Regions from separate parts of the Homo sapiens genome. Here regions 1 and 2 are each linked to region 3. Evidence: chromatin loops called from intact Hi-C (ENCODE). Cell type or tissue: mammary epithelial cell. All regions are shown on one strand.

Region 1 (8,000 bases), 550 kb after region 3:
TCATTTTGAAATGGCTCTTAGCCTAATGTCAGGCTATAGCTGGTGCTGCACAGGGCAACTAAAACCCAGATAAAAACCCACAGTCTTTGTGGTTTGAGAAACCAGGGAACAGAGTTCAGGACACTCATATTCACTAGAAAGTGAGGAGAAAACTCTGGAGAGCAAAGGGCAGAGAGGGAGACACCAAGTATATGAAATTTTTCTAAGCCTTTGGTTGACCCCTGAATACACATCAACGTTGATGCACCTGGAGGCAACAGCTGGATGTGACTTGGAGTTGTCTCAGGTTGAGGAGATGATGTGAAACTTGTGATTTTATGTGCAATAATTAGGTTATGTTAGGCAAAGACACCTTTGGATATATGAGAAGAAAGGTTTATTGGGGTGGGTAGCCCACAGGTGTGATTTCAGAGAGGCATTTTGAAACAATCCTCCCTATTGGTAACTGCTCCTGGCATTCATGAGTGGTCCTGCATCAGCCATGGCTTCTGTATCAGTCAAGGTTCTCCAGAGAGACAGAATATGTATATATATGAAAGACAGTGTATTAGGGAGAATTGGCTTACACGATTACAAGGGCAAAGTCCCACGATAGGCCACCTGCAAGCTGGAGAATGAGAGAAGCTGGTAGTGTGGCTCCTAGGGAAGGCAGTAGGTAGCTCAGTCCCAGTTTGAAAGCCTCAAAACCAGGGAAGCCAGCAGTGCAGGCCCCAGTCTGAGACCAAAAGCTTGAGAGCCTCCAGGAGGCTCCAAGAGGTTGTTAGTGCAAGTCTCAGGTCCAAAGGCTGAAGAACGGAGAGTCTGGTGTCCAAGGGCAGGAGGAGAAAAGGTGTCTTGCTCCAGAAGGGAGAGAGAGAGAGAGAAGCAGCTAAGAAAACTGCTTGTCCTCCTTCTGCCTGCTTTGTTTAACCAAGCTCCCAGCCAATTGAACAACGTGGGCAGGTCTTCCCCTGCCTTTCCACTGACTCACATGCCAGTCTCCTCTGGAAACGCCCTCACAGACACACCCAGAAACAATGCCTCACCAGCCATGCAGGCATCCCTCAATCCAGTCAAGTTGACACCTAATATTAGCCATCACAGCTTCCTATGTCACTTTGGGTCTCTGGTCCTAGTGAAACAGGTTCTATCAGATTCTCTCTCCTAGAAAATTGGAAATTCATGAGAAAGCACATAAAGAATGGGGTCTCTGGGGCTGAATCACGCAAATAGCAGTGCTAGAGAGGAAAAGTTCACAAACTGGCTGAGTTCCCGGGAAGAATCTGCTTTTACCCTTCCCAACAGGGCTGAGTTGCTCACTTCTTCCCCGAATTCAGTGAATATGCCACTATTCTGTCAAAGAATATATATACATATATATATACATTTTGTCCCTTAAACTACTAGGAGTCAGCTTCTGTTACTTGCAGTCAAATGAGCCACACTTTGGTTATTTAGAGCCCAGAATTAATGAGGAATAGCCCTCAGTGATATGAATTTGAGAGTGGTCAAAATGTCACAACCATTGACATTCATCACCATGGTACTGCTGGAAACCTTTTATTCCCACCATTAGAATAACTTTGGGGATTAAAAGCATTGTCTCTAAAATGTCTTTTTTAAAGAATTAAGATTAATAGTAATGTTGGGAGTAGAACCCCCTAACGTATGCATGATACAACTCAAACTCATTTTTCAGGGCAAGTGGTCCGAGACAGGAAAGCTTTGCCCCTGAGGGGCAGGAAAAATGCAGCACAAGAAGCAGAGAGGCCAGCACACTGAGGGGGCAATCAAGGGAGGGGGGCTTTGGGAGTCTTAACTTTCTCAGCTTTACCTAGGAGGCAGCATAATGACTGCTATAAAGCCAGTATGTGATGTCCAGAAGATGAGGTCAGAGAGAGTGTCAGAGCCAGATCACTTAAGACCTTGCAGGCCTGGGCAGAGAGTTTGGATTTTTAAAAGTGTAATGGTAAGTCATTGAGAGCTGAGCATAGAAGAGTAAAATCATCGGATTTAAGTTTTCGAAAGATCACTCCAGGCTGGGTGCAGTGGCTCACACCTGTAATCCCAGCACTTTGGGAGGCCAAGGCAGGTGGATCACGAGGTCAGGAGATCGAGACTACCCCAGCTAATATGGTGAAACCCCGGCTCTACTAAAAATGCCAAAAAAAAAAAAAATTAGCTGGGCATGGTGGCGGGTACCTGTAGTCCCAGTTACTCTGGAGGCTGAGGCAGGAGAATGGCGTGAACCTGGAAGGTGGAGCTGGCAGTGAGCCCAGATCGCGCCACTGCACTTTAGCCTGGGTGACAGAAGGAGACTCCATCTCAAAAAAAAAAAAAAAAGATCACTTCCACTGACCCATGCACAATTGGGGGCAAGGGCAGATTCAGAAAATCAGGTAGGAGTTAAAACAATAATCCAGGCAAAGAGTAATGGCATCTTAGATGAAGGTGGTAGAAATGGGGGTGACAAGAAGTGCTCAAGTGCAAGATGTACTCCAGAGGTAGATCTTTAAGGATTTGCTAATGGATTGACAATGTGGTATAAGAGAAAGATAAATCAAAGATGATTTCTAAGTATTTGGCATGAGCAAGTGGGATGATCATTTGTTTCACCAAGATGGGGACTGTATCAGTCAGGATCCAGTTAGGAGGAAGAAACTATACCTGTTATTTTAACAGAGATTATTTAATATAAAATTTAATATTAAAAAATAACCTAGGCAAAGTGAACACCATGGTATCACTGAGGTAGCAACTGCAGGAAGCAACCACCACTCCCAGGGATGGAAAAACAAACAGAAGGGGTTGGAATTATGAATATTCAGAAGCGTGGAAGCAGGTCCGATGTAGCTGAGTACGATGAGAAGGGGGCACTGCTTAGCTGGTGCTATTGTCTCTCAGCTTAGAGGAAAAGCACTGCAGAGCTGGGACCCAGACCTCCCAGGTGATTGGTGTTGTTGGTTTCTCCAAGAAGACATAACAAAAGCTGGGAAAAACTGTGATCACTACTGGCATCAGGATAAACCACTGCTGCCAGGTGGAAAAGCATTGCCAGGGTTAGATTGACAGGAACAGGAAGTCAAAACAGGAAGAGAAAGTAAACCAGGAAGAAACCCAAAAGGAAGGAGGAGCAAGTTCCTTCTGTCTTCTCCAGAGTTAAAGTTTTTTTTCTCTAGCGCCCCCTCCTGGCAAAGCCTAACAGGGACCCACTGGCTAAACAAATGTGAGGAGACAGGTGGGGTTCAAGCTGAGAAATAGCTTAACAGCTGATAGAATTTGGATTCGGGGGCATGTTTTGGTAGGAAGAATCAAGACTTCTATTTGAGGGATCTATTGTGATGCCGAATGGAGATGTTGGGGAGAGAACAGGTTATACAACCAAGAGATGAAGGAAAGGTTGAAGCTGGGGTAGAAATTTGAGATTCAATAATTACCATGCTTGATTTGTTTCCATAAAAAAAGGAAACCAAAATAAGAATTAAAAACTAAATTATCAACACTGAATACTTTCCTTACTGAGCTATGTAAAAGCATGCTATGATTGTGATTTTACATAGGCTATGTACAGATAATTTTTCTTTTTGCTCAAAATTTGATAATGAAAGATTTAGAAAGAAATGGGACGATCCAAATAAAATGTTTCAGTGTGGCAAGATAAATTTAGGGCTTCGTATAATGAGGGGAAGAATCTCTAAATGTCCTCTGTTCCATGTGTTTTCTTTCAGTAAGCACTATATAGAAATAATCCCAGAAATATAATTGTTCTCTTTATTCCTCTTGATTTAAAGAGAGAATGTTTCTTTTCATGGCATTTTAATAAAATGCGGCATTATACAAAATATTGAGACATTCATAAATTTCTTTAACAGGACAAAAATAATATGATATATAGTAATTAGATATTTCCTACTTACATCATCCTCATTTGAAATGACCTTGAAACACTTTACAAAAGCTCTGAGTAATTAATAATAAAAGGAACCCTAGACATTGATAGATATTATAATTCTTCCCATTATAATTATGGAAAAAGCAAGATATTACACATCTTCCACTGTCCTAAGAAGTACTCATTTTAGGATTTAGACAGATTGAGCATGTTTGTTTATAGGGCTGTGTTGGGATGGCTACCATGGGTTTATAGAGTGGAAGATGAAAGAGTCTCCTGAGAAAGAATACATCCAGGAAAAGAGTTGGTACACAGCTATGTCTAATATTAGAGCCTTGGTCACAGTATGGGACAGGAGACTCAGTAGAGTCAGCGACCAAACTGTTCTTTTGACCTACCTCCATGGATTCATCTCTGAGTTCTAGAGAGAGATGAGCAGCAAATAAAAACTTACAATTTTTCTCACCAAAAGCTCTGTAAGATATTTATTTTTTTAACCGAGCATTTATTGCTTTTTTCTGCCCAGCATCCCTTACGTTCATATTCCGATAGCAGTACCTTTCCTTCTTTGTGGAATTTTTCTTACCCTCTCTTTTGTGAGGCTTTAATGGTACTCTCCATTTCAATATCTTATCCTCGGGCCACCACGATTGATGCAAGCAAAAGCACCTGACCCAAACTGTATCAAACAGTATCTTTGATAAGATTTTACATATCGTTACAGGATCTTTGGGGTGTTGCTTTTCTGGCCAGAAACCTCTGTGGCTGGTGGCACCTTTCCCTGAGTGTTGCTCGGGCCCACTGAGCTTGTTCCACTCACTTGGCCTGGCAGGCCACGCTCGGCTCACGCCACCAGCCTGGACCCCACGACTCTGAGTGGGAGTCAGGCATGGAACAGCAAGGGGTGTGTGAACGAGTGTGGGGTCCAGCCACTGCACACAGTCAGACACGACAGCTGCTGCCATGGCACAGGCAGCTCCAGGTGCTGGGATGGGTGCCCACTCTCTGTGAGACTGCAGCTGGACCAGGTGCACCACAAGCAGCTTCCCTGGCTGGCACCAGGGAATGCAGTGGTGCCCGGAAGCCTGGAGACATCAGGAACCACAGGGCCCCAAAGAGGGAGTCACAGACCTGGCTTTGGGAGCCTCCAGGGCTGGGATCCCTGAAGGGCTGCATCTTTTCTCTCCTTCTCTTCACCTGCAACATAGCAAGTAAGGGGCATGTTTCAGCCCTGTTTGTGTTACAGCTCTTTTAGCCTCATTTGGCAAGTCCCAAGTTCTTGTCCCTTGACCAGAAAGAATAAGGTATACAAACAAGTGGAGGGTGAGCAAAATGAAGAGGAGCTATATTGAGCAATGAAACAGCTCTGAGGAGACTGGCAGTGGGCAGCTTCTCTCCCTAGCCAGGGTGTCCCAACAAGTGTTCAACTCTCAGGAGAAAGGGTAGCTCATCTCTGCAGCTGGTCCTCTAGTCATCTCCCCATTGTCTCCCCATCCTCTGCTTGAGTCTGGCTGAGTCTGGAGGATTTTATGGGCCTCAGAGGGGAGGAAGTGCATGCTGATTTGTCCATGGGCAGCCATGGGTGGGCACAGGGAAAAGCACCATAAGATCCCCCTCTGGTCCACCAGACTGATGGCCTGGCTCCCAGGCTTCAGGTCCTCCCTGCTTGAAGGTGGGGCCTCTCTGGAGACCAGCCCATTCTGCCCAGGAGCCTGTCTGCCTCCACTATGGTTCACAGCACCCAGGCTGTTCATGGCATCCAGGCTGTTCATGCTAAGGGGCGCCTGAAGGCCAGTGTGGGGCTGTCCCCAGGGCCCCCTTTGCCTCCCTCCCGTGCTTATTGGTGCCCGAAGTCCACAGGGGCTGAGGTGGCAGGGGGCTTGCATGTCAGTGCTGCCCCGAGTGTGTGAACGCAGCTGGGCTGCAAAAGTGTGCAGGCTCATCCCCCAACTTTGCTCAGAGATTGGGAGAGGCACCAACAGCTGGGCCAGGCCATGGGAGCAGCCACTTCTGAGCCTGTGGAAGGCAGGGGGTCTTCCCAGACCCCGAAGAGCACAGAGATGCCTGGGTCTGGAGCCGTGGCAGGGCACCTGCAGCAGCACCCAGGGAGTTCCCACCCCACCAACTAGAAAGGGGCAGGGCTCCCACTTGTCCCCTGCTCTGCCAGCTCCCTGGAGTGACCTCGCCACACCTCTTTGCAGCCTGGGGCGGGAGCCTGGCAACTGGGGGAAGGATGACGTTGCTGTGAGTTCTTTCTGTGTCCCCGGGCTCAGGGGAGGCCTGAGGTTCCTCCTCACCCAGCTGGCAACTCTGCCTGGGTGTGCCTCTGGGAGCGCCTCTGGGAGCCCATCATGAGCACCAGTCCGGCCTTCGGGAGCTTCAGGCTCGGCAGTCACCCCAATGTGGGGCCGACCCTGAGGACGTGGCCCTGGGTGGCCCCGCCAGGGCTTTCTCCCAAGGTGCATGACTGGTTTGTGGGCACGGTGGCTGGCTGCTCCCTGGTTCCTGTAGTGGGAGCCCCTCCCACTTCCCACCCCGGGCCCCTGAAGCATGGCCCCAGCTCCGCCCCCCGCCGGCCCCCACACTCCCCGTGGAAGCGTGGCACCACTCCAGGCCCAGCTCTCCCTCAGGGCCCCTCTCTGCCTGCCCCTTCCGTACCCGACTGCTCTGCTCCCCCACCAGCTGGAGACTCAGCCCGGCCCCATCACGGCGGCCCGCAGGACGGGGGGCTCCGGGGACTGTCCACCTCCTCCCCATGCTCTCCCTGCAGCCGCAGCGGGTGACAGCAGTGACGTAGGGCCACAGTCTAGAGCAGTGGAGGCTCCGGGCCTGGGAGTGGTCCAGCCTGGCTCCGTGAGGGTGGGGGTGGCACAGTCGGCTGCCCCAGGACTCGAGGCACAGGGGACTCGAGTCACAGCGGTCCCACCTATGGTGGCAACCACATTACTTTGAAAGAGAAAAAGTAGTATCCCTCCTCTAAGGTTGCTAAGCTAGGATGATGTGAGCCTGGGTCAATGGCAGGCCATTTCTCAACAAACTCATCACATTCCCCATGAAAGAAATAACTTCATAGCAAGTGGGAATGAAAGCAATAGAAAGAGAGAGATGTGGGGCTTTGAAATGGGTGGAGATAAATATTGACACCAAGGAGGGAGGGAGTGAGGGAGGAAAGAAGAAAATGAAAGAGCAAAAGTGAGTCTAACATTGTTGAGGCTCTGAAGATTCTAAACCCATATTGTGGATTTTCTGATTATATATGATTCAAGAACTTCCCAGTTTCTGAAGTCCAGAGAATTAACAGAGATCAGCATAAAAGTGGAGGAAGGGCCAGGTGTGCACTGGCTCACACCTGTAATCCCAGCACTTTGGGAGGCCGAGGCAGGTGGATCATTTGAGGTCAGGAGTTGGAGATCAGCCTGACCAATATGGTGAAACCCCATCTTTATTTAAAAATACAAAAAAAATTAGCTGGGTGTGGTGGCTCATGCCTGTAGTCCCAGCTACCTGGGAGGCTGAGGCAGGACAATTGCTTGAACCCGGGAGGCAGAGATTGCAGTGAGCCTAGATGGCACCACTGCATTCCAGCCTGGGGGACAGAGCAAGACTCCATCTCAAAAAAAAAAAAAAAAAAAAAAAAAAGACAGTGGAGGAAGAAGATTTTTCCTGTTATACCAGAAAATAGCTGGCCCCATGGAGCCTTTATAGGATACGGCCACTAGCACCTCGAGTGCCTCAGCACATTGATAACTGCATCCCTGCAGGGACACATCCAGAGCACGCGACTGTCACAGGTCAGAGCCTGAAAACGGGCATCTGGAAAAACAGATTTAGTAGTAGCAAGATGCAGCAAATGTCATTAAAATTGCTACGGTCTGAATGTTTGTGTCACCCCCAAGTTCATATATTGAAACCTAATCCCCAATGCAATAGTTTTAAGAGATGGGGACTTTTAAATCATGTGGATAGAGTGCTCATTAATAGGATGAATGCCCTTATAAAAGAGGCCTGAGAGAGCTTGTTTGCCCCTTCTTCCACATGAAGACACAGAGAGAAAGCACCATCTAGGAACTAGGAAATGAACCCTCACTAGACACCAAATCTGCTATAACTTTGATCTTGGACTTCCTAG
Region 2 (8,000 bases), 160 kb after region 3:
CTTTTGCTGCATTAATACATTAATAAAACATTACCTTCTCTAAATTTAAACATTACACCTAATTAATTCACCAAAATGTCAGTTGTCACCTAAAGCGTTATAGTAACAAGGAAATACCTTGGAATAAAGAAGAATCCTCACAGGAATAGAGAGAGTGGAATGAGCTGATTTTATTCATATTTCAATGATCACTGTAGCCTTCCCTGCTACTATTTACTCTTCCAGTGAAGCCTCAGAGAGAGGCATTTAAGAATTACCTCCAGTGATGCAAGGGACTCCATTTCCACATGGCCCTTCTCTTGTCTTAATTACAAAACATGTTGTACCAAACAGTCATCACTGCTGTAAGCTCTCTGGCAAGCCCCCAAATCACAAACCTTGGTGATAACTTCCACAAAGCACATACAGCCAGTCACAAATAGATTTATAAAGATAAAACCTTTTTATGACTTCAAGCACCAAAGAGATGACTTTATGAAGGCTGTCATTTATACCACTGTCTTTTGTTATTAAGGAAGCAGAAAATGGAAATAAGAATAGAAAATTGCTATTTTCTAATAGAAATTTAGAAAGCAGAAGTAAAACTTGAGCGTTCTATCCATGCCCATAAGAAATATGGTTTCCAATGGGGTTTAATTTTTGTTATCCCATGCCCAGGGTTTTTCAACCAAAAAGAGAATTTGGCCCCTTGTCTTCCTTTTGTAATAAGCTACAATTTTAGCAGCAGAGGCAAGAGATTGGAAGAGATACAGACAATTTTTTTAAAGGCTTATACCCAATGAAACACAGTCTTTTAAAAGCAAGTTGCATGAAAACAAAACATTCAAATCCTGTTTCTTCCTGCAAATAATTTTAAACTAACCAGCTAACTGCTAGCATACCACTGACCTTTGCCTTGGACTCGCAGGTTTTAGGAATAATCTAAAGATAGACATTTTTTTTTAGTGATGAATATGATTAAATTACAAACGCCCGTTTTCCCCTTAAAGACCAATAAATAATGTTTCAATTTTAAGCAATAAAAGGTCGAAAAAAACTCAAAATCAACAAGCTATTAATCTAGTCTTTATTACAAATGAAAGACGTCAAGGCCCATTTCTCATACGGACTGAGGTGGCAAATGGCAATCTCTTATGTCAAACTACAGTGATGAGACCACCTAATTATGGTTATATTTATAGATATCTGGATTTCATCATAATCAACCTCTCTCTTGCAAAGTGAGAAAAAGAAATGTCCACCAAATTAGTCCTGGTGACATAAGATAATGTCTGTCTAATTGATCACAGCATCCTCAAAGCCATTAGCTAGGACCCACGGAAAGAAAAACATTTCAGCTTCTCCACCTGACACCAAACATTCAACTTGCAGGGACCAACACCACTATCTAGAATGATCCCTATAGAACCTCCTTACTGAAGACCGATAAAATCCAGGGGAGAAGGGCGTGAACGGCATCCAAAATGAAGACCCCAAGAATTGTCCTCTATCATCAGGGCTAGGAGATGCAAGGAAGAGTTAAAATCCTGGCTATGTAAGTCAGCATCTCCATCTGAGCCTGGTGAGACCTGACCGAGGGCCCTGTGAGACTTTCAGATCCGCGGGGAAGCCACACTGTCCGGGATACTTTGAGTTTCTGATCTGTTTCCCACGGTCTGCCACATAGGAGTGTCCTCCGTATTTGGCAGTGGAGAGATAAGGATACAGAGAGATCCTGTGTGTGGGAGAGGAAGGGGTGTAAGAGAACGCATCAGAACGCCTCAGAGGTCCAGGAGAACTCCGTCTCCGGGCCTCTTCCTCGAAGTTGCAAACCTGGGTCTGTATCAGCAGGCAGGGCGGGAGGGGGTGGCTGGACGCCTCACTGCGTGCGCTCCCCGAGGCTGCTGTGACAATGGTAAGAAGATGGACCAGTGAACGGGAAACATGACGTGAGGGGGTCTTACTTTTGCAGCTCGCTGCCCAGGGCTGGTAGCCATAGTAGCCAGTGATGCGCAGGATCCGCTCCTCGATGGACGTGAGCCCCACCGGCCCGCTGGTGAGATCCTCCACGGAGCGCGACCATTTCAGATCCTCCTTAATCGCCTCGTCCACCACCAAGTACTTGAGCTGCCGGAGCTGGGGGCTGATGTCGGACAGTCTCCGGGGGCTGACGTCCGGTGACCTCCTCATGCCACTGCGGTCGCAGGCGCCACGGGCAGGTGGGTGGGCAGGGGGAGCATGGACAGAGAGGAGGGGATTCGTGAGGAGCAGATCCCAGGGCGAGAGCAAGAGCGCGGCCGGGGCCCTCCGGGGGCGAGCGCCGCGGCAGAGCCCGCGCTCCTCCCTTCCCGCCGCCACTCACCCACTTCCCCGGGCAGCTGTCCCCAGTGCCCTATCCTGGGCGTCTCGGGGCAGTGCGGGTTGGGGCGAGTGGCGAGGGAAAGAATGACTGAAACTTCCCGAGCAGCTCCACCGCGCGCGCCGCCCTTCCCCGAGCCTCAGACTGCCCAGTGTCCCAGCTGCAAAGGGCTACCCCGGCGCTCCGGCCTCCCGCCCGCCGGCTCGCTCACCCACGCCCGGGGCGCTACTCACACGGCAATGCTCTTGCCCCTGGGTGCGCCGCTGGGAAACTCTCGAATCCCCATAGGCAAAGACAGAGTGGGACCGGCAGCTCCCAGACTTGAGGCGGAGGGGCCGCGGGCCGGAGCTCCCTGCAGCCGCTAGCCTGGGAAGACTGGAGTGCGCTGCCCACCGAGGGTCTGCGCCGCGCCGGCCGCCCCGGGCCGCTTTGTGCGCGCCCGCGCGGTCTGTACCCGAGCGCCTCCGCGGCGTGCGGCACGATGCAGGCGCGGCGGTTCAGCCCGGTGACTCCAGGCCGGCCCGCGCGCTCGCCGCAACGACCCGGCAGCCGAGGCAGCGCCGCGCCCCACGCCCGTCACCGTCGCCGCCGCCCTAGCACACCGCAGGCGTGAGTCTCGCCGCGACCGGGAGAGCCCTCCCAGCTGTGCGCTCTCGAGGCACCTGGTCGGGCGGGGAGGCGTCGGGTCGGGGCGCACAGGGGCCAGGCGGGGGCGCTGCTGCCCACTTCCCGCCTCCCGGGCGTGCGCTCCGCCCCGGAGCCCGCACCTCGCGCCCGCGCTCCGCCTGGAAGCCTTGGGGCACCGGACGCGCTCCTCCACCCTTCTCTTTTGACTCAAACCCTGCCGCTCCCAGTTCAGTACTTTTCTCTCTCTCTCTCACACTCTCTCTCTCTCTCTCTCTCTCTCTCTCTCTCTCTCTCTCTATGTATATGTCTGTCTCTCTCTTTCTCTAAATTAGCAAAACTACTTGGAAAGAAAGAAACCTGGTTCCATGCTCAGCATGCCAAGTGAATAAATGGCGTTTCATAGGCAACGCTGAGACACAAAATGTATTATCTATTACGCTGTGGGGATCTCTCAGTCAGACCTGGTCCTCAGAGAGCTTACTTTCCCACTGATGATGCAATTACGAAATCAGTTCTCTCTTCATAGATTTCCATTTTAAAAGCTTCTCATCTTTTTCCTTACCACCCCACTGCCCCCGACGGCCGAAAGGCATTCTCTTCAGACTACCTAATCACCTTTCCTAATATTATTTTTCATCGGGGCAAATTTAGAAAAGATAGAAGTATGTGGAGAAGAAAATATCCATTATCCAGCCAAAAATGACGACTTTCAATTATGAACGTATTCTCTTCCAGGCTTTTTTCCAACGCAAAATACAGTTGTCACAAAAATCGGAATGAAATTGTACACACTACTTTATGTACTGCTTTTTTTATATTAAAATCATATTGTATAGCAGCAAACTATGAATAGAGGGGAACTTTCTCAACTTGAAAAAGAACATTTACAAAAGCGTACAGCTAACACCATGCTTAATGGTGAGAAACTAGAAGCTTTCCTGTTAAAATAAGGAACAGGGCAAGTATGTCTCTACTCAGCAATCCTTTTCAGCATCATACTGAAAGTCCCAGCTAATGAAATTAGACAAGAAAAGGAAATTAAAAGTATACGTATTGTGAAGGAAAAGGTAAAAGAAAACTGTCTTTGCAGCTGACATGACTGTTGATGTAGAAAAATTTCAATTGACAAAAAAACTCTCCTGTTACTAATAAGCAATTATGGTAAGATTGAAGGATACAAAATTAATGTACAAAAGTCAACTGCTTTTCTATATACTAGCAACGAACAATGGGAATTTGAAATTAAAACCACAATACTATTTATATTAGCACACCACTCAAATGAAATATTTAGGTACAAATCTAATAAATATGTACAATATCTATATGAGAAAAACTACAAAACTGTGATGAAAGAAATCAAAGAACTAAATAAATAGAGAGATATTTTATGTTCATGGATGGAAAAATTTAATATTGTTAAGATGTCAGTTCTTCCCAACTTCATCTATAGATTCAAAGTAATTCCAATCAGAATCCCAGGAGGTTATTTTGTGAATATCACAAACTGATTCTCAAGTTTATATGAAAAGGCAAAAGACCCATAATAGCCAACACAATATTAAAGGAGAAGAACAAAGTCTGAGGACTGATATTGCCCAACTTCAAGACTTACTATAGTTACAGTAATCAAGACAGTGTGGTATTGGTGAAAGAGCAGACAAATAGATTAATGGAACAGAATAGAGAGGCCAAGATAGACCCACACATAGAGTCAAGTGATCTTTGACAAAGGAGCAAAAGAAATCTAATGGAGAAAAGATCACCTTTTCAACAAATGGTGCTAGAACAACTAGACATCCAATCACAAAAAAAAAAAAGAAAGAAAGAGAGAAAAAAAGAAAAGAAGCTGGATACATAGATACAGACCTTACACCTTTCACAAAAATTAACTCAAAATAGATCATAGACCTAAATATAAAATGCAAAACTATAAAACTCTTAGAAGATAAAAAGGAGAAAACCTAGGTGACCTTGGGTTTGTAAATGACATTTTAGATACAACATCAAAGGCATGATCCATGAAAGTAAAAATTGGTATTGGACTTCGTTAAGATTAATAACTTCTGCTCTACAAAAGACACTGTTAAAACAATGGGAAGAAAAGCTACAGACCAATAGAAAATATGTCAAATCATATACATGATTAAGAACTGTAATAAAAAATAAGAATAATTAGAACTCAACAATAAGAAAATGATCCCAATTAAAAAATTGGCAAAACAGCTGAACAAACATATCAATAGAGATGATATACAGATGGTAAATCAGCACATGAAAAGATGCTCCACATCATACATCATTAGGGAATTCCAAATTAAGACAAAAAAGATGTATTGCTATACACCTACTAGAATGAATAAAATCCCAAACGCTGACAACATCAAATGCTGGCAGGATGTGGAACAGCAAGAAGTCTCTCATTCATTGCTGGTGGGAATGCAAAATGGTACAGCACTTTGGTAGACAGTTTGAGTTCCTTACAAAATTAATCATACTGTTACCATGCAACCCATCAGTCATGCTCCTTGATATTTACCTGGATGAGTTCAAAACTTAAGTCCCCACAAAAATCTGCACACAAATGTTTATAGGAACTTTTTTCATGATTGCCAAGATGTCCTTCAGTAGCTGAATGAATAAACATACTGTGGTACATCCATACAAAAGAATATTCCGTTCAGTGATAAAATGAGCTATCAAGCTGCAAAAAGACATGAAGGAAATTGAAAACATATTGCTAAGTGAAAGAAACCGGTCTGAGAGAGGCAAAACTATGGAGATAGTTTAAAGATCACTGGTTCCCAATGGTTGGGGAGAGGATGGGATGAACAGGCAGAACACAGAGGATTTTTAGGGCAGTGGGTTGATTTTGTATAGTACTGTAATGGTAGATATATATCATTATACATATGTCAAAACTCAGTGGATGCACAACCCTAAGAGTTAACCCCAATGTAAACTATAGACTTTGGGTGATAGTGATGTGTCAATGTTGGCTCATTATTTGTAACGAATGTACCACTGGTGCAGGATGTTGACGTGGGTGGAGAGAAGCTGTGGGTGTGTGACAGGGGGAAGGTATTTAAAAACTTTCTGTACTTTCTCCTCAAATTTGCTGTGAACCTGAAATCGTTCTTTAAAAAAAGTCTATTTTAAAAACTTCATTATGCTGCTTTTCTATGTCACTATGTTCTTCTAAAATATTTTCCAGTTTTATTAAGGTTAAGTGACAAATAGAAATTATATATGCTTACAGTGTAAAACATGATGTTTTGATATATGGATACACTGTAAAATGATTAAATCAAACTAATTATCATATCTGACACACCAAATACTTAACATTTTTTAGGAGAACATGTAAGATTTACTCTGTGAGCAGTTTTCAAGTATACATACATTATTGTTAACTATACTCACCACGCTGTATGTTAGAACCCTAGATCTTATTCACCCTGTCTAACTGAAACCTTGCACACTTTGACCAACATCTTCCCATTCCTCCCCATAGTCACAGCTTCTAGCAATCACCATTCTGCTCTCCGCTTCTATGAGTTCAACTTTTTAAAATGTTCCACTTGTAAGTGAGATCATGTGGTATTTGTCTTTCCATACCTGGCTTACTTTACTTAGCACAATGTCCTTCAGGCTTATCCATGTTATTGCAAATGACGGGATTGTCTTTTCTTTTTGAGGCTGAAGAGTATTTCATTGCATGTGTGTGTATAAATATATGTGTATATATAATATTTTATTTATCTATTCATCCATCAATTGACACTTAGGATGATTTCATAACTTGACTATTGTGAACAGTGCTGCAATAAACATAGGAGTGCAGATATCTCTTTGATATACTGATTTCATTTCCTGTGGATATATTCCCAGAAATTGGTTTGCTGGATCATATGGTAGTTCTATTTTTAGTTTTCTCAGTTACCTGCATACATTTTCCCATAATGGCTGTATTAATTTACATTCCCACCAACAGTTTATAAGAGTTCCCTTCTCTCCATAGCCTCACCAATACTTGTTTTCTTTTGTCTTTTTGAAGAAAGCCATTTTAAAAGGTGTAAGGTGATATTTCGTTGTCATTTTAATTTGCATTTCTCTTATAATTACTGACATTGAGCATTTTTTCATATACCTTTTGGCCATTTGTGTGTCTTCTTTTGAGAAATGTCTATTCCTGTCCTTTGTCCATTTTTTAATTGGGTTATTTGTTTTGTTGCTACTGAGTTTTTGTGTTCCTTATGTATTTTGGTGATTAACCTCTTATCAGATATATGGTTTACAAGCATCTTCCCTCATTCCTTATGTTGTCTCTTCACTCTGTTGATTATTTCCTTTGGTGGGCAGAAACTTTTCAGTGTGATGCAATCCTATTTATCTATTTTTGCTTTTGTTGAGTGTGCTTTGGGGTTCATATCCAAAAAATTGTGAAGTGAAGAGTCAATTTTTTTTAAAAAAAAGCAAAATTGACAAACCTTTAGCTAGACAAACTAGAAAAAAGAGAGAAGACTCAAATAAATCAGAACTGAAAAAGGAAATATTGCGACTGATACCACAGAAATACGAAGTATCTTAAGAAACTACTATGAACAACTATACACCAACAAACTGGATAACCTAGAAAAAAATGGATAAATTCCTAGAAACATACAACTACCCAGACTAACTAATGAAGACATAGAAAATCTGAATAGACCTATAATTAGTAAGAAGATTGAACCAGTAATTAAAATCCTCCCAAGAAAGAAAAGCCCAGGACCTAATGGCTTCACTGATGAATTCTAAAAAACATTTAAGAATGAGTTAATATCAGTCCTTCTCAAACTTTTCCAAAAAATTGAAGAGAAGGGAAGACTTTCCAATTTATTTTAAGAAGCCAGCTTACCATAATACTGAAGCCAGAGAAGAAGGCTACAAAAAAGGAAAACTATAGACCAATATCCCTGATGAACGTAGATGCAAAAGTCCTAAACAAAATACTGGCAAACCAAATTCAACAGCATATTAAAGGGATCATACA
Region 3 (8,000 bases):
AAAATATAAATCTCAGCCGGGTGCGGTGGCTCATGCCGGTAATCCCAGTACTTTGGGAGGCTGAGGCGGGTGGATCATGAGATCAGAAGATCAAGACCATCCTGGCTAACACGGTGAAACTCCGTCTCTACTGAAAATATAAAGTTAGCCAGGTGTGGTGGCACATGCCTGTAGTCCCAGCTACTTAGGAGGCTGAGCCAGGAGAATCACTTGAACCTGGGAGGTGGAGGTTGCAATGAGCTGAGATTGCACCACTGCACTCCAGCCTGGGTGACAGAGCAAGACTCCCTCTCAAAAAAAAAAAAATGTATTTTATATATATATTATATATTTTTATATAAAATTATATATAATATAATATATAAATATGTATTTATATATAAAATTTTATATATTATATTATATATTATTGTCTATAAATATATTATATATTATATATTTTATATACAAAAATATACAATATATTATAATATAATATATAATATATATTGCATATAATATATATTATAATATATATTATATATAAAATTATATAATTTTATATATTATATATAGTAAAATTATATAATTTTATATATTATATGTAGTAAAATTATATAATTTTATATATTATATGTAGTAAAATTATATAATTTTATATATAATATATTACATATAAAAATATATATAATATATAAATATAAAAAATATGTAAAATATATATAAATATGCCATATATATATATATATATATATATATATATATAATGTCTCAAATCTTATCCTGTCACTCCTCTGCTTGGACATTTCTTTATTCCTGTCTCACAAGGAACAAAAGCCAAGCATTTACAGCGGTCTGCAAGGCCTACGTGGTCTGCACTCTTGCCTCTTACTGCATGCACACATGCACACACACATGCTTGCTCACACACACACCTCTCTGACTCCCAGATTACTGGCTATTCCTGCTCCTACTGTACTTTGTTCCTACTTCTATTATAGTTCCTATTTGTGCCTACTTCTGTTTCAGGGACAGCAATTATGGGTTCTATGATGGCTTCTCTCATAGCTAAGGCATGGTGGCACGCGCCTGTAGTCCCAGCTACTTGGGAGGCTGAGCTGCTTCTTGTAGCTGTTAGCATGTGAGTCTTCTGTTACAGACTGTGAATCAGATGAGAGTCAGGGCTAACTTACCTTTGCACCTTTCACAGCACCCTTGACTGCATCTGGCTGACAGCAGTTGTTGAAGTTTTCTTAATACAGGAGTTTCAAGAGGAAGCCATAAACCAAAAGGCAGGGACAGAGTGCATTCACTATTTCTGAAAGTTTGAGGTGCGTGGAATTTTTCGCATTGAATCCCACGTTTACAGTCACTTTCTTAACACATTTAGAGACACTTCATTTTCATTTCTGATGGAGTTTCGGTTGGCAGAGGCTCCTAACACTTTTAAGCTTATCTGTCTCCCTTCCAATCTCATAAGTGGTTCATTATCCTTAAATTGCTTAAACATCTCTAGGAGAGCCATGAGGTTTTCATAATGTGAGTAAATGGCATTTAGTTGGAAGGCTCTCGGTTACCTGAAACCAAGCCCAGAATTTTGGAATAAGTAAAGCCCACCTCTGGAGGCCAAACAGATATTTCAGAGGTCTTCACCAAACCCAGCTACTTTATTTGAAGGTAAATGGCAGAGGCCTTGTGCATGAATTACCCTTTCCTGTGTAACAAATCACCACCACCATGACCCATGACCCCTTCATTTGCTCCTCACTCTGTGAATGAACAATCAGGACTGGACTCAGTCAAGCAGTTCTGCTGGTTTTGCCAGGGGTCATGCATGCAGCTGCAGTCATCTGGAGGCTCAGCTCGGGCTAGGTGGTATCAAATGTCCTCACTCACATGTGTGGTGGTGCTGGCTATTGGCTGGGACTCTCTTTGCCACGTGATTTCTTATCCTCCAGGAGGACAACCCAAGCTTCTTCGCCAGGTAGTCTCAGGGTTCTGAGAAAAGAAGCTGTAAGGCCCCCAGATTTCAGGGCTCAAAAGTTGCTTCTTAGGCTAAGCAAGTCAGCTGATCAAGCCCAGAGTCAGAGTCAAGAAGACCACTCACGGATGCGGACATAAGGAGAGGATATGCGGAGGTCATGCTGCAAATGATCCACCACACCCTTGCTCAGAGACCACGGACCGGTGTTTGATATTTTCTAATAAAATTTTTATTTGGCTTTTTAGCCCATGGGATATTATCCTAATATAGTAAGTTAGAATTGTCAATAGACATTGGTTACTAGAGGCGAGTATGCTAAAGGTAGCGACAATAGCCGTTGAAATCTTCAGAAATAGGAAAATAATTGAGGCAAATATAAACCCCTAAGTTGAGATCTCAAAAAGCCTCAAATCAGTTGTCATTTGCAGTGTGTAGGTAGAAAAAAAAATCACAATTGCCTCTGCAATATACTTATGTCCTTATTAAAATGGGATATAACAAATGATGATTGTGGTGATAAACTTTGACAAATCAGAACTAAGAAAGCAGAGTAGAACAGTACACATTTAAGAAAGTTATTTATTATAAGAGTTATTTGTAAAAATGTTTGATCCTTTAAGTGACTAGCTTTATTCATACGCAAATGAAGTCATGGAATTATGTATTCCCTAATGAACTGCAGAAAGTGGGTACAAAAACAGCTTGCAATAACAGAGATTTTAATATAATTGTGTGTGTGTGTGTGTGTGTGTGTGTGTGTGTGTGTGTGTGTGTGGGAGAGAGAGGGACAGAGACAGAGAGAGACAAAGGGAGAGAAAGAGAGAGAGAGAGGGAAGGAAAGAGAGAGAGAGGGAGAGAAAGAGAGAGAAAGGGAGGGAGGGAAAGAGAGAGAGAGACAGAGAGAGAGGTTGGCTTCTATTCTTTGCCCTCGTCCAACTTCTATTTGAGAAGTAGGGCAGGGGCAACCCTTTTTATCTTTGGGAAGGAGAAGGTAGTGGGAAGTGAAGAGGAAGAGACCAGGAGCATAATGGAAGGCAACCCTATTTCCATAGGTAAGAAGCACATGGCCTTCCTGGCGTCCTCCCATTCCTACCTCCATGGATTGCTTAAAAACCATGAGGAAACCTGGACTCACCGCTGCAGCCTGGAGTTCCAGCTAACCACCCTGGTGGGATCCAGAAACAGCAATGAGGCCAGCGTAGTTGGGGCAGAATGAGCAAGGAGAAAGTGGTACTAGATGAGGCCAGAGAGGTGGGGAGGATGTGGGGGAAGAGAAGATCTGAGGGCCTTGGAGATTTCTCCTGGGAGTAAGATGGGAATCGCTATAGCAGAGGAGGGACCTCACCTGACTTCAGCTGCTGTGCTGACAAAAGGCTTGAGCAACGGGCAGCCAAAGAAAAAAACCACGGTCCTAGTAACTCAGTGCTTCTCTTCATCAGTCTTCACAAAAAGAACTGTGGAAACTGGAATTCCTTGGAATTCCTAATATAATAATGATAATTATTTTTTCTCCAGCGAGCTACTGGACCCCAAACCATTCCCATTGATACGGATACCAGAGCAGAATCGTGCCACCAGGTGGCGCCAAGATGCAACCGGGATGGAACCGATTTGGCTCTTGCCTCCGGACCAGCGAAGGGCCCTCAAGTCATTCACTGACCTCACGACAACGTCACCCCGTGTTTAACGCAACTGAAATTTCTGGACCTCATGTATGGCAAGTTTTTACTGTATTAGTTTATTGTTTTAATCCTAATTGTAATTCATTTTATTTTCTTAAATGGAAGTACACTCATCTAAACTCGTTCTAGAAAAATAGTTAATTTTGTAAATAAATGTTGTGCTCATATAGTTTCAAGAAATTACTGTGGTTAAGGTGTAGTCAACCAAGAAATGTTTTATTTTCAAAAGGTCATACATACTGTTTTTAAGTCTTTACTAACATCACATGCCCACCAAAGTGGGACATGATCTATTTTTCTCATAGCGCTCGTGGCAGACTCATATATTGTGATATAGAAATTTTATTTTAAACACAACAATAGTAAAAGGATATATGTATAAAAGTAAATCTTGTATTCTTAAGTCCTAAATCTCCCTAGACCTGAAAACAAAAATGTCAAACCAGAAGCCAATTTATTTTAAAAAATAAGAGTTTGGGCCTGGCGCGGTGGCTCACGCCTGTAATACCAGCACTTTGGGAGGCTGAGGTGGGCGAGTCACGAGATCAGGAAGTCCAGAACAGCCTGGCTAACACGGTGAAACCGCGTTTCTACTAAAAAATACAAAAAATTAGCCGGGCGTGGTGGCACGCGTCTGTAGTCCCAGCTACTCAGGAGGCTGAGGCAGGAGAATCCCTTGAACCCAGGAGGCCGAAGTTGCAGTAAGCCGAGATTGTGCTACTGCACTCCAGTCTGGAGACAGAGCGAGACTTTGTCTCAAAAAAAAAAAAAGTGTTTGATCAGTAGATCTCACATCACTTTTCACAGTCTCCCTTTCCACACTTAGAACCATGAGCACTGTAAGCATACAGTAAAAACTTCCCAGATGCACACCAACTGTTCTTTCTCTTATCATAGTCATGCTCCATGTTTTGTTATAACCAGGTTACTTAAGGCAACTGGCACTATTTTTCGCTGTCTTCTTTTTACCTCTTATAAAAGAAAATAGTCTTCAGTACTTTGATCATGACCCTTCAGAATATCCTATTCTGGCCGGCTTTCAATATCTGCTTCCTATACAGACAGGTGTAAATGCACTAGAGTTCCTTACTTTCCTGGGTTGCTGTTAGAGGATAAGAAACTTTAGTAACAATTTATGGCCCTAGGTACTATGATGCCTGAACTACCTCTGGTCTACCCTGGGATCTATTTGAACGCAGTGTTCTAAGGCAGTTAAATCAAACAATTATCATGTTTTAACTTGATTTAATAGCACACATTAAAATCCTGCGGAATTAATTACATAAAATGAGCACAATTAGCCACAGCACAACAACTATAAAGAAAGAGATTGCATGTGATTGTGTCAGGGTGAGCCACAGGACCCTGGGGGTAGCATCTCCAGTTGTGTTATGTGACAGCCGAAACCTGCTGGAGGAAAACATCTAGGAAAACATCTTGCTTACAGAGTTGGAGTGGAATTCTGGTGACTCCACTGAATCCTAAAAAGAATGGTAAAAGGTTTTAGAGGAATTTTCTATAACCCTGATAAATAAATGAAAATTATAATAAGATATATTTTGGTCTCTTAAATATTAAATTAACCATAGAATAAAGTCCTTCTTATTCTAACATTTGGAGATCAAAAGCCTAGCAGCCCATTTCCCAGTCAAAAGGATCACACGCAAGACACATAGCTGGAAAACAGAAAAATAAATTCAAGGGAAACACACAGTCCTTTCTCAGATGTGATCAAGGATCACAAGGCAATGGAGGGGATCTAGGGCTATGAAAGCAAAAGTATAAAACAGACAAAGGAAACAGTCCCCCCCACCAAAAAATCCAAATGTTTAGATATCTACTTCCAGCATGACACCAGGAGGGGCTCCACAGACATGCTTCCCAGTGAAAATGGTGAAATTATAAAAACAAACAGTTCAGTGAGATGGAGATTTCATTCCAGGTGCAGTTAACAATACAGGACTATCTGGACCCTCAGATCCCACATGTAGGACTATCTTCACAGAAGAAGCGGCCATTGGCAGGTCTCAGATCGTTCCTAGCTACCTGTTGATGAGGCCAAGTTCTAGGTGAATGCCAAAAAGTGGATGCTCCCTTTTTCTGCCTAGTCCTCCATGCTGGGATTGTGGCAGGCTGGGTCTCAGTAATTCAGGCCTCCATAACAACTGTTTCAGTATTGACTGAGTGGTTAAGTTAAATATTAAAAGCTAAACAAAAGCCAGTGCCCTTATACCAAGGCTGAAATATGACAAAAGCCCACCAAGAGTTTTGCCTAGGTCTTTCCTAGGCCTTAAAACATGACAAAATAACAAAGGAATTGTTAACAGGACCCATTTAGGATTAAACAAGTTTTATTGGGGGGATCTGAAGAAACTCCCCAGGCCTCCATAAACAAGCTTATTGGAGGTCTGAAGGAACTCCCCAAACCTCTGTAGTTTAGCAGGAGACAAGATAGGGGTAATCACCCCAGCACCTGTACCCATTTAGATTAAGTAAATTTACTGAGGCTCCAGAGGAAGGTCTTCAGGACTCAGACCTTAGTTATAGATTAAAAGAAGTTAATCACTTATGTCTTTAGATGCATTCACACTTACACATAGACATATAGCTTAGAAGGTATATAAGCTCTGGAAATTTTTGTAATTTTGAGTTGGTCTGGTGATAATTTCCAGGCCTTCTGTAACTGGTTGCAGAAATAAAAGCTCTCTTCCTCCCCAGTTCATCTGTAACTCCTCACTGGGCCATGAGAAAGAGCAGCCCAACCCTCAATTTGGTCCGGGAACAGGACGGAGGCTCTACTTTGGGCAGGACACTAATAGGAATCCTAGGACCCTGATGGTGCTTGCTCTTGCTCAGATCCTGAAGTGGGGGTTAAACTCAGAGAGAAGCATGTCATTTTCTCCACACACAGAACCTTGATTAAGAGATTTTGCTAGGCCGGGCATGGTGGCTCACACCTGTAATCCCAGCACTTTGGGAGGCCGAGGCGGGCGGATCACAAGGTCAGGAGTTCGAGACCATCCCGGTGAACACGGTGAAACCACGTCTCTACTAAAAATACAAAAAAAAAAAAAAAAAATTAGCCAGGCGTGGTGGGCACCTGTAGTCCCAGCTACTCAGGGAGACTGAGGCAGGAGAATGGCATGAACCCAGGGGGCAGAGCTTGCAGGGAAAGGAGATTGCGCCACTGTACTCCAGCCTGGGCGACAGAGCAAGGCTCCGTCTCAAAAAAAAAAAAAAGATTTTGCTCATGGATGAAAGAAAAGAACAGAAAACAGAAATCTCTTAATTATTTCCTAAAGAAATTGACTTCATTTGCAACAGAGCCAGGAAAAGTTCAGGCCTAAGGGCACAATCAAAACCAGCTGATATTGTGGTAAAAGACAACTTTAGGCTTACTAGTTTGTCAGAGAGGTCCAAGGAAGGAGACAGCTGGGAGGAGCCCTCCGGGGTTCCACATGAATCTCAAACATTGACCTGAAAACTATTCAAAAGAGCCACAATAGATTGAATAGTCTGTAGAACAATTTATGCCCCCAGGACATAACCAGTTTGTGCGTAGTGGAGTTTAATAACTAGGTGTGACCAGGGAAAGAAAAAGTCAAAGATAGCTTTGCCAACACCACTGTCATCCTAGGGTGACTCAGGGTATACCCAAGGCCTTACCACCAAAGAATAACATCAGAAACTTCAGGCAATGGAGCTATAACGAGAAAGAACAAGAGGAAAATAAACCTCACTAAATGATCCAGACAGTAACAAAAGTTGTCAGTAAGCAAAGAGCAATTCCAAGTCCTAGGGATGGGGAGAAGTACTCAGAGTTACAACAGTATGTTCTCTACAGTGGGGTTTTAGGTAACATTTTTGTCTAGTATCCAACAAAAAATATTGTGAGACATATAAGAAACAGGAAATTGTGACCCATACCTCCAAAAAATAGACAACAGAAACTGACTGTGAGAGTGACCAGATGTCATATTTAAAAGGCAAAGTTTCAAGTAACTGTTATAAATATTTTCAAAAAAACGAAAAGAAACCATGTTTTAAAAGATAAAGATATGATGACAATGTTGCACCTAATAGAGTACCACTAAAGAGACAAATATTATTTTTTTAAAAAGCCAAACGTAAATTCTGGAGTTGAAAAGTATAACAACTAAAAGAAAAATTTAGTAGAGGGACTCAACAGTGGATTTAAACTGGCAGAAGAAAAATTAGCAGACTTGGGGATAGATTGACAAAGATTATGTAACCTGAAGAACAGAGAAACAAAAGAATAAAAAAAATTAGCAGAGACTCAGAAAAGTTGTGACACTAAGCACACCAATTACCAATATATACATAATGGGCAAACC

What was found. Peaks named below come from ENCODE experiments on the same cell type or tissue, not always from the same donor. Only the 100,000 strongest peaks of a DNase experiment are listed, where the experiment ranks them.
Region 1: a loop joins it to region 3, with 4 times the contacts of the local background. A loop is called at or near these places in 3 of 110 quality-filtered maps.
Region 2: it touches region 3 in a loop (11-fold over the local background); 8 of 110 quality-filtered maps call a loop at or near these places.

What each region holds. Positions count from the first base shown.
Region 1 is chr1:233,513,686-233,521,685 of GRCh38, reverse strand. No RefSeq gene overlaps it. Among named protein-coding and RNA genes, the nearest start is that of KCNK1, 96 kb to the left of the region's middle. RefSeq lists an enhancer at 2,969-3,263. In mammary epithelial cell, a CTCF peak has its summit at 3,182 (motif pointing left); DNase peaks (open chromatin) are centred at 965 and 3,135; H3K27ac peaks cover 1,584 bases.
Region 2 is chr1:233,899,702-233,907,701 of GRCh38, reverse strand. It overlaps SLC35F3 (solute carrier family 35 member F3), which reads right to left and starts at 3,026. Exons shown (of 8, transcript NM_173508.4): 1 at 2,572-3,026; 2 at 1,944-2,173. The coding sequence starts at 2,624. In mammary epithelial cell, a CTCF peak has its summit at 3,033 (motif pointing right); DNase peaks (open chromatin) are centred at 2,531 and 3,041; H3K4me3 peaks cover 2,275 bases; H3K27ac peaks cover 1,892 bases.
Region 3 is chr1:234,061,569-234,069,568 of GRCh38, reverse strand. The region is part of intron 2 of SLC35F3 (solute carrier family 35 member F3); the gene reads right to left. Among named protein-coding and RNA genes, the nearest start is that of SLC35F3, 160 kb to the right of the region's middle. In mammary epithelial cell, a CTCF peak has its summit at 3,542 (motif pointing right); DNase peaks (open chromatin) are centred at 3,568 and 7,208; H3K27ac peaks cover 2,034 bases.